Regions from separate parts of the Mus musculus genome. Here region 2 is linked to region 1. Evidence: chromatin loops called from intact Hi-C (ENCODE). Cell type or tissue: left cerebral cortex. All regions are shown on one strand. Links, peaks and the distances in the headings refer to the core of each region. The heading gives the core; the rest is flanking DNA.

What was found. Peaks named below come from ENCODE experiments on the same cell type or tissue, not always from the same donor. Only the 100,000 strongest peaks of a DNase experiment are listed, where the experiment ranks them.
Region 2: it touches region 1 in a loop (3-fold over the local background); 15 of 42 quality-filtered maps call a loop at or near these places.

Annotation. Positions count from the first base shown.
Region 1 is chr19:12,817,642-12,823,080 of GRCm38, forward strand. It overlaps Lpxn (leupaxin), which reads left to right. Exons shown (of 9, transcript NM_134152.4): 4 at 1,695-1,794. Among named protein-coding and RNA genes, the nearest start is that of Lpxn, 22 kb to the left of the region's middle. In left cerebral cortex, for the core only: a CTCF peak has its summit at 2,954 (motif pointing left); a DNase peak (open chromatin) is centred at 2,948.
Region 2 is chr19:12,592,912-12,598,350 of GRCm38, forward strand. A330040F15Rik (RIKEN cDNA A330040F15 gene) reads right to left here and starts at 3,655. Exons shown (of 2, transcript NR_015503.1): 1 at 3,027-3,655. In left cerebral cortex, for the core only: CTCF peaks have their summits at 2,681 (motif pointing right) and 3,631; DNase peaks (open chromatin) are centred at 2,763, 3,117, 3,583 and 4,251; H3K4me3 peaks cover 2,142 bases; H3K27ac peaks cover 1,772 bases.

The DNA.
Region 1 (5,439 bases), core at 733-4,732:
ATCTGAATCATTTGGGGTTAGTTTGAGTTATGATTTCATCCTTATAAAACTCTATTGCAGATTTCTGTTCAGCATTTCCCATTCTTTCCTCACTCAGTGATTTCTGTGCCACTTAAGAAATACACAGCAGGGCTGACGAGATGGCTCAGTGGGTAAGAGCACCGACTGCTCTTCCAGAGGTCCTGAGTTCAAATCCCAGCAACCACATGGGGGCTCACAACCATCTGTACTGGTTGATGCCCTCTTCTAGTGACTCTGAAGACAGCAACAGTCTACTTAGATACATAAAATAAAATAAATAATTCTAAAAAAAAAGAAAAGAAATACACAGTGAATGCACTTTGTTAGGAATGATGGAAGACATGAGGAGAGCAAAGTAGAGAATTCAAACCTAGGCTCTCTCCTGGTTAAATGACACCAATGAGAAGTGCTTTATTGATTTCTGTCCGTAAGGCAACACTGATGAATTAATTATTGGTGACACTGAGGTTATTGTTAATGTGCTTAAGGTGATGTAATGAAGCAAATATGCACATTTTCAGATCTAGTAGTAATCTCAAATATGTCCAATTTTATTACCTATAAGCCCCAACTTGTACATTATTAGATCTCTAAACACATATCTACTACTTTGGGTCCTCTGGCATACATTTTATTTCCTTTCACATTTCTTGCTCCTAGAAACCATTGTTTTGTTTTATATTTCTATGTATTTAATCTTTTTACATTCTACATATAAGCATGTATGTACAATATGCAATACTTTACTTCTATTTAATTTTATACAATGTCCTTTAGGCTCATTTATGTTGATCTGCTTCTTCTCTAAGGCCAAATTATATTCCAGTGTTTATGTCATCCATTATAGTTTAACTGTCCTAATTAATTTACTCATCCACAGATAATTTGGTTATTTACATATCTTGTAAATAACACTGTAAGAAACATTGGGTCACAGACTTCTTTACTATGTGCCAGTTTCATTTCCTTCACAGCAGAGAGGGACTGCTGGGTCATATGAGAGTTCTATTTTTCATTTCTTCGGAAGCCTTCATATTGTTTCTCATTGTTGGTGACTACACCAACCTGCACACCACTGGCAGTTTACTGTGGTTTCAGTTCTCCTTACTTTTGCCAGCATTTGCCTCAGGCTGTAATGGGTATGAAGGACTATCTCATAGTAATATTGGTTTTCATTTTCCTGATGAATAATGAATCTGAGCACCTTTTTGTATACCTGATGACTGTTAGTCACCTTTAGAGGAATTCAGGTTTCTTGGTTATCTTTAAAACTCTCCATTGGTTATGACTTATAATTTTAAATTTCTCTATTAAAATACATGCTATGGCTTTACAGCTCTGTTCTGAAGTTTCTTGTACTCTATTAATTGGAGCCATGTCCAATACTTTTCTTCATACACTTGAAAAGGAATAGGTTATATATGTATGCATGTGTGTATTCATGTATGTATGCATGCATATATTTATTTATTTAGGGGATCAAAATGAAACAGATATACAATACAGAGAGGCCTTATTTTAAAATTTAGAGTAGTAGCTATACTTAAAATATTTCCTGTCTCTGGTTTTTAGATTCATATCAAATAGATTAATATGTAAAATTGCATCCTTTGGTATGTTATATGTGACTTAATATTTATTTGATTTTTTGCTTTTTCTTATTCTATCTGTAGTGAGGTCCAAGAGCCAAAGGAATCAGTCCTGCCTCCCAAAACCTCAGCAGCTGCTCAGTTGGATGAGCTCATGGCCCACCTGAGTGAAATGCAGGCCAAGGTGGGTACTGTCTGAATTATGAAGTTTCTGAGTTCCAGAGAGACACCAAGGTTGCTTAGTAGTGGTCAGTCTTCATCCCTTGCTTGGGAATTTTAAGGTGGTGCTCACTTTCTTAGACTATGTTTAATTCAGTGGAGAAACTCATTTGTGCACGAACGATAACATGGTGTAATGTCATAGGCCTTGATCTGGAGGATCTTGAATTGTTCTTGTTATAGTCATAGAGCTCTGCAGTATTTATAGAAGAAAAGGATGGTGATTTTCCAATGAGTGGAGTAAAGCTGAGGGATTTTGAGAGGTTAAACAAATTTTATCAGAGCAGTTGTGATGGGAGTTAGAATGGACACTTGAAGAATAGATGAGGCCTCGATACATATGATAAGAGTTAGAAAATCCCAAGGGCAAAGATTGCACCTACGGCGTGATCATGCAGAAGGGTTGTTAAACACACATGCCTGAGCAGGACAAGAGGCCGGTGGGCAGGCTGTGATGGAGCAAGGGAGGCCAAGGTAGGAAGGATAAGTTCTGAGCCCATACGGAGATAAAATCTGCTCTTTGTTCTTGTCTGTAGAGTGAAAATGGCAAGCTCATGCATCCTGGCAGAAAGCAGAAACCAGATAAGGAGCCTTAAGCATTTATCAAGGAAGTAGATCTAGAATTCTTAATACAGAGATCTAGCCATTTTAAATCTGATTGGAAGTTAGGATGCATACCCATGAAATCAGTATGAAATGTTTAAAGGAGACTTAAAATGTGTGTGCTAGAGGGGAGCAAGGACAAGACATGAAACTATCCACATCCTGCTCAGCACCCTAGCACTCAGTAACAACACATAGCTGTTGGAGGATCAGATGAATACATGTCACAGACAAGGTTCTCTGATGGTTAATACTTTACAATTAGCTAACATCTATGCTAAAGTTGAGTGAATTGACACTTTGCACTGCATACTTAACAATGCTAGAACAACAATCATTAGGAAATTTATGCTGTGTTTTCTCGTTGATTTAAAGTGTATCTTGGTATATTTAAAATTTAACTTACAATGTATGTTTTAAAAATAATCCACATACATTGTATAAAAATCAAAAGTACAAAAATATCTACAGTAAAACCGTTTTCATATCATGTCTCGGATTGTCCCATTCTGCCCCCTGCTGGTCTTCAGAATATACTGCAGCTTACATATGTATCCAGAAGTATTTTAGAATATGCAAGCAAAAAGATGTAGATGTGAAGAATATTTTTTTATGTTTGTCTTGAGGATTTTCCTTTTTATTAATTATTTTCTTTATTTACATTTCAAAATGTTATCCTCTTTCCTATTTTTCTCTCCGAAAAACCTCCAATTCAACCCCACACATACCGCCCTACTCCCCAACCCACCCACTCCTGCTTCCTGGCCTTGTCATTCCCCTGCACTGGGGCATAGAACCTTCATAAGACCAAGGGCCTCTCCTCCCATTGATGACTGACTAGGCCATCCTCTGCTACATATGCAGCTAGAGACACAAGTCCCACCATGTGATCTTCCGGTAGTAGTATGTCCATTTTTCTGAGGAACCGCCAGACTGATTTCCAGAGTAGTTGTACCAGCTTGCAATCCCACCAACAATGGAGGAGTGTTCCTCTTTCTCCACATCCTCGCCAGCATCTGCTGTCACCTGAGTTTTTGATCTGTGAAGAATATTTTTACTTAGTTATTTTTCAAATGTAAAATTAGTAACTATTTTGTTATCTCTAGATATTAACCTTGTGAATAGATAACTCACAAACACTAAACTCTATTATATAAAACAGAGGAAAGAATTTTGTTTAAGGATCAATTTTTGAGGGAAATAAGCATTTGTATGGTAAAATAATATGAGGCTATTCCAGACAGTGAAAGTTGAATAACTAGAGGCCTCTAGACAGATATTGTCTGAACTGTTCAGGAGAGTGTTGGGAGCCTGCCCACTTCAACAATAAGGCTTCTAACTGTGAAATAGAGAATGCAAATTGGGAAGACAAAGTGAGGGTAGGTGGGTGTGAAGCATTGAATGTCTATTAGATGGTTGATAAAAAATTAATGGGGAGGCAGTGGAGAGACAGTGTATCTATCTGATAAGATAAGCATTAAGTAGATAGATGGCAGCAGCAGCCAATGGTGAAAAGGACATGAAATGTTGAAGGGAGAAGGTGTGGTGTGGTGTGGTGTGGTGTGGTGTGGTGTGGTGTGTGTGTGTGTTAAACTGACTTGAATGATTTATAGTAATTGCTTTGTTTCTGTGTTTGAATAAATTCAATCCATAGATAGTCTCACTACCCTCTCTCTTTTTTTTTTCCATTTTTTATTAGGTATTTAACTCATTTACATTTCCAATGCTATACCAAAAGTCCCCCATATCCACCCACCCCCACTCCCCTGCCCACCCACTCCCCCTTTTTGGCCCTGGTATTCCCCTGTACTGGGGCATATAAAGTTTGCAAGTCCAATGGGCCTCTCTTTCCAGTGATGGCCAACTAGGCCATCTTTTGATATATATGCAGCTAGAGTCAAGAGCTCCGGGGTACTGGTTAGCTCATAATGTTGTTCCACCTATAGGGTTGCAGATCCCTTTAGCTCCTTGGCTACTTTCTCTAGCTCCTCCATTGGGAGCCCTATGATCCATCCATTAGCTGACTGTGAGCATCCACTTCTGTGTTTGCTGGGCCCCGGCATAGTCTCACAAGAGACAGCTACATCTGCGTCCTTTCAATAAAATCTTGCTAGTGTATGCAATGGTGTCAGCGTTTGGATGCTGATTATGGGGTGGATCCCTGGCTATGGCAGTCTCTACATGGTCCATCCTTTCATCTCAGCTCCAAACTCCGTCTCTGTAACTCCTTCCATGGGTGTTTTGTTCCCAAATCTAAGGAGGGGCATAGTGTCCACACTTCAGTCTTCATTCTCCTTGAGTTTCATGTGTTTAGCAAATTATATGTTATATCTTGGGTATCCTAGGTTTGGGGCTAATATCCACTTATCAGTGAATACATATTGTGTGAGTTTCTTTGTGAATGTGTTACCTCACTCAGGATGATGCCCTCCAGGTCCATCCATTTGGCTAGGAATTTCATAAATTCATTCTTTTTAATAGCTGAGTAGTACTCCATTGTGTAGATGTACCACATTTTCTGTATCCATTCCTCTGTTGAGGGGCATCTAGGTTCTTTCCAGCTTCTGGCTATTATAAATAAGGCTGCTATGAACATAGTGGAGCATGTGTCCTTCTTACCTGTTGGGGCATCTTCTGGATATATGCCCAGGAGAGGTATTGCTGGATCCTCCGGTAGTACTATGTCCAGTTTTCTGAGGAACCGCCAGACTGATTTCCAGAGTGGTTGTACAAGCCTGCACTCCCACCAACAATGGAGGAGTGTTCCTCTTTCTCCACATCCTCGCCAGCATCTGCTGTCACCTGAATTTTTGATCTTAGCCATTCTGACTGGTGTGAGGTGGAATCTCAGGGTTGTTTTGATTTGCATTTCCCTGATGATTAAGGATGTTGAACATTTTTTCAAGTGCTTCTCTGCCATTCGGTATTCCTCAGGTGAGAATTCTTTGTTCAGTTCTGAGCCCCATTTTTTAATGCTACCCTCTCTCTTAACTGGCCTTAAATACCT
Region 2 (5,439 bases), core at 976-4,975, 220 kb before region 1:
ATTCAGCAAAATTAAACAATAATTCACAAGCACTCTCAGCAAACTAGGAATAGAGCTTAATTTCTCAGTATGATAAAGAACTTTAAAAACCCTACATCTATTATGATATGTAATGATAGGAGACCTAAATGCTTTCCTGCCAAGATCAAACATGAGGCTATGATGTTTACTGTCACCACTCCAATTCAATACTAGAAGTCCTAGCTGATGTAATACAAGAAATACATAACACATGTATTAAAAGGGAAGAGAAAGGCTCTTTACAGAATACGTTTGTCTATGTATCTTAAAAAATTCCTAAATAATGAACAATAGCCACAAAAAGTTGCTGGGCCGGATGGATAAATGATTTAGTTCACTGTTGATGTTCTAACAATGTACATGAGGCTGAGGTACTTTTCTTTCCTTCCTTCTTTGTTTCTTTGTTTCTTTGTTTCTTTGTTTCTTTGTTTCTTTCTTTCTTTCTTTCTTTCTTTCTTTCTTTCTTTCTTTCTTTCTTTCTTTGTTTTTATGTGTATGGATGTTTTGCCTGCATGTATGTCTGTGCAGTACATGTGTGTCTGATGCCATGGAGCCAGGAGGAAGTTGTCAGATGCATTGGGACTGGAGTTACAAACAATTGTGAGCTGTCATCTCTCTAGCCCTGGTCTGGGTTATTTTTGAATAGTAGAAATTTGTTACTGTATCTGTGGAGACTGGGAAATCCAAGATCTAAGGACTTATGTCTCTGGTAAACCTCACTGCTTCCAAGATAGTGCCATTTGTTGCATCTTTTGATGACAGAAGGTGGAAGGACAAAGAGGCTTGATCTTTAATGAAGTACTAATGTCAATCATGACAGCTCAGCCTGGTAATCTTACTCCACTGAGCCTTAGGTAACATCTTACCAACATGCACGTTGTGGAGGGATCTATGTATATTGAGACCAGAGTGAAAATTGAAGCAACTGTAGAGTGAACAGATAATAACAAAAAATTCTTATTTACCAGCAATTAGCAATTGGAATCTGACATTTAAAACAATGTTTTTTACTCTGAGTGTGTCCTACTTATAATATTCCAACTTAGCTTATTATTACAGTTTGTGAATCAACAGTATATACTACTGATAGGGGACGAACACATATATAAATAGAATTGAATAGAGAGATTTTGAAAATGGATAGGTTCACGGAATATTTGCAGGTGTATTTGACAAAGGTACCAAAGAAATTCAGATGAAACTTTTTCATAAATCACACTGGAGCAAGAAGTCCCCAAAGTCCCAACAGAAAGAAAAGGCAAGGAGGGAGGGAGGGAGGGAGGGAGGGAGGGAGGGAGGGAGGGAGGGAGGGAGGGAGGGATCATTTTCCACATAATAATTAATTTAAATTGTACCACATATCTAGGTATAAATTGTAAAATCATAAGCCTTATAAGGAAAAGCAGAAAAGTCATCAAATCTAAAAGACCGTCAAGCAATTCTTACACTAAATACAGAAAGTGGAAGCCAGAAAGTTGTAAAAAACAAAAACCCTGTTAAGGATGAAAAGAGCCTCCAGCTTGATAGAAGATATTTTCAAGTCAAGTATCCAAAAGTTTTCATTGAGGATATTTTTAATGTTCTCACTTCATTTTAAAAGTAGCCAAACACATGAACAAACATTTCACAAAGAAGATGCAGAAATCAAGAAGTCACATAGGGAAACACTAAATAAGCATCACTATTATTAACACACGGCATGTTCACACACATTAAAAGCTCAAGAAATATCATGACACCCCTAATAGAAACGCTAAAAAAAGTATACTGATAATAGGATTCACAAAATGGCCCAGTGGCTAAAAGAGCTTACCACACACCAAATAACCCAAGTTCAATGCCCAGGACCCACATAATGATAAAAAAGAACTGACTCTACAAAGTTGTCCTTCCCTCTCCACATACACACTATAGTTTGTGCCTCCTCACAATGATGCTGATGAGGACGACAACGACGACGACGATGGTGATGGTGATGGATATGAGGAGACTAGATGTTGAGTACATTGCTTGGTCAAAGGGAGAAACGGCACAACCACACTAGAAGACTGGCTCCAAATCAATGGCTGGGGAGCTCCTAGATCCTAGAGTAGAAGATGCCACTGCTAATTCCTAAACAGTCTTGTGTCAAAATTCCTTCTCAATATTTATGTTTATGTCCATAGGCCTAGGCAGAAGCTTTCTTTAAAATATGGGTATTATTCAACACAGAGACTCATACTTACTTGTTCAAAGTGTTGAGAATAATACAGAGTTCTCAGCCCTAAATGGGACGTCTGTATTAACCCCTTATCAAGTTCTGGACAGTAACCAAGAGCCGTGGAATAGCCTGTAATGCTTTGAGGGGTTGTGTGGGGCAGCTTTAAAAGGTAACCCACACCTGGCCCCACACCTGGCACTAGGCTTTTTATTTGATAGTCATTAGTGTCTGGGGGTAGTTCTAATTAAACCCATTTTATGTATGTACATATACAACATCCAATGGGTACAGAGTATAAGAGTCTATTTCTTTGTTTCATATTGACTTTCAAAAGGCAGTACAATATTTCAGCCTGCTCTGATTTCTACATAGACAGCATAAAGTTTATACCATAAACGCATGCATCCCTTGGCACTGACTTTCAGTGGTCACAACTGTGACGTTTGACCAGCAGAGAGCATGAAAGCTCTAAGATGCTGGTGCAAACTGACAGAGGGCGTGGCTTCTGCATATCTGACACACCTCCAGGATTCAGGCCTGGATGAGGTAATAGCAGGCCAGAAGAAGAAGGCGTGGGGCTGAGCGTGCGTGTGTTCGTCAGTGTGTGTATGTCAGTGCGAGCAAAAGCCCTGGTGAGACTCAAGTGTAGGAGCTCTGGCCGCGGATACAGCCAGCGCTGAGCTGAAAACAGACAGGAAGTTAGTGGCTGCAAACCTCAGTCCCCGCGTTGGCCCCTGGGACCGGGATGGCAAGCGAGCTTTTGGACACCCGGGGACCCGGGAAGTATCCGCGGGCGTGAGCTCACCTTGGCGTTCTTCCGGGGAGGGGAGACACCTGGAAGCCTCTGAGCGGAGCCCCAGGGAGGGAGCTGTGCCACCGCCGTTGCCTGGCTCCCAGCGGAGAGAGGACGGAGGGCGTGACCATGCAACTCCAGCGAGGCTCAACTGGTGCGAGGCGGGTGCTGCGTCGCGCTTGGGCCGTGCGCCCTGGGTGGCTTTGCAAGGCGGGCGGCGAATGTGCAGGGTCAGGTTTTTTGCATGAAGCCGCTGGACCCCTCGGAGCAGCGGCAGCGACAGGGGCGGTGGAGCACAGTTGGAGGCGGGCAGCTACGGGTCCGCGTCCCGGTGCCTAAGCGACTGCAGACTCCCCCATGAACCACAGCTGAGGCTTCCCGGGAGGCGGTGGCGCCCGAGGCCGGGTGTGCAAGGACGGGGAAGGGAGCATCTCAGGGCACTTCATGCTCCAGACCTCAGCCTTGGACCCTAGTGGTGTAGGAATGGCTGACCGATCATGGCGGCTGGTGTCCCTACAGCCCTGCTGTGAAACACCACTTCAAGGCGGTGCTGCGCTGGTCCACGCGCGGGGCCAGCGTGGTGTTGGGCTAGGTGGAGAGACAGATTGCCCCCTACATCATCGACCTGCAGTCCATGAACCAGTTCCGCCAAGACACGGGTGAGCCATCCAAATCCCTGGTCTGTCCACTGACTCACCCAGTGACTAGCTTTGCTTACTGATGTCCTCACGTGATAGGTGTTGAGGGCAGGTGTTTCCCTTCCTTAGATCCTCACAGGATTCCAAGACCACCTTCAAGTATTTGTCCTGGCAAGTAGTTTAAATTGTCTTGATTATACAAACCCAGCTTCGGCCTAGCTGCAGGAGACCCCTTTATGCCCCCATCGCCACCCCCAGCCCCTACTGGCCCTTAGTGCAGGAATTCTAGGACTTTGCAGTTCCCAAGGAATGCGGGGTCTTCAGCAAGATACTGCTGGAGCCCTTTTACTGCTCACACCTCAGCTGACTTTGCTTTGCCTCAAGCACCTTTGGGGCTGCCGTACACCTCCCCCTCCCTTCAACCTGGCTGAATCTGGCCCTCTTCTATGGACCCCCCCTTCCCACTGACAACTCCTGGATGTAAGATTTGGGAAGCCGTAGGGTTCCTCAGTGTCTAGTTACAGTCTAGTGTGTGAAAAGTGCTGGAAAATTACTGGGAAGAGAGATTGGAGCCAGGGATTCCAGAGCTGGAGCATCTGGATGTGGTGGAGAGAAGAACCGGAGGACTGGGCTCCGGAATGCCTGGCAGAGAGGCTCCTCCCTTTGTCCACAGAGGACAGGACAGAGTGAACATTCTGCAACATTCTCCAACAGCCTGCAGAGTGGAGAATGTCTTTGCCAGCTATGCCTCAGACAGGGGCTGGGCGTCTAGAATATATAAAGAACTGCAGTAATTAAACTTCAAAATAGCTAGTCAATAAATCAGCCAATGAATGGAAGATACCGTTCGCAAAAGTAGGACCACATATGGACACCAGAGATTAAAAAGGCGTTCAGCATTCTTAGTTACCAGCTGAGTGAAAATTGAAGCTACGTTTTGGATTCCATCTTCCCCTAGTGACAATTACTAAGATAAAGAAAAGAGACAGCAGTGCTGTTGAGGTAATGTAACCTAGTACAGCCATTATATAAATTAGTATACATTTCTAAAAATTAAAAAAACAGAACTTCCCTATGATCCAGATATACTTCTGAGTGTGTGAGTGTGTGTATGTGTGTGTGTGTGAGTGTGTGTGTGTGTGTGTGTGTGTATTCTACCACAGAGATACCTGCACATCCACATTTATTGGTTTTCTATTCAAAATAGCAAAGAAATGGAACCAGCCCAAATGGAGCCAACAGATGAATGGATAAGGAAAACGTGGCACATATATAAATGGTATTTATTCAGCTGTAAAGAAAAATGAAATCACATAACTTACAGAAAAATGAATGAATATGGGAATTAGAAAAAAAAACCCTCCAGATTTAGACAGACAGCACATCTCTCACATGTGGAGCCTAGCCTATAAAGTCTGTCTGTCTGTCTGTCTGTCTGTCTGTCTGTCGTATGTAAGTTGGGGTGAATTCCTTGACTGTAGGCTCTGGAATCAGAAAAGAGTGCACAAAGAGGGAAAGAAAGTGTTGCAGAAGTAGAGGAAGGGCACAGGGAGGTGAATGTGGAGATGGAGGATGTGTGTAAGGTACAGTGGGGAGGGGGTGAGGGTATGGGGGGTGAGAAAGGTGAGGTGATTCAACAAAATAAATTTTGTCTGAAACTGGCACAATAAAACCTAATTCTGTGTGTTAATTATTAATGAAAAATAAACTATTTACAAAATAAAACTATGAAGACTGAGAAGTATGTACAAAGATGCCTCTTATGTTGTTCTTTTAAAATAACAGTA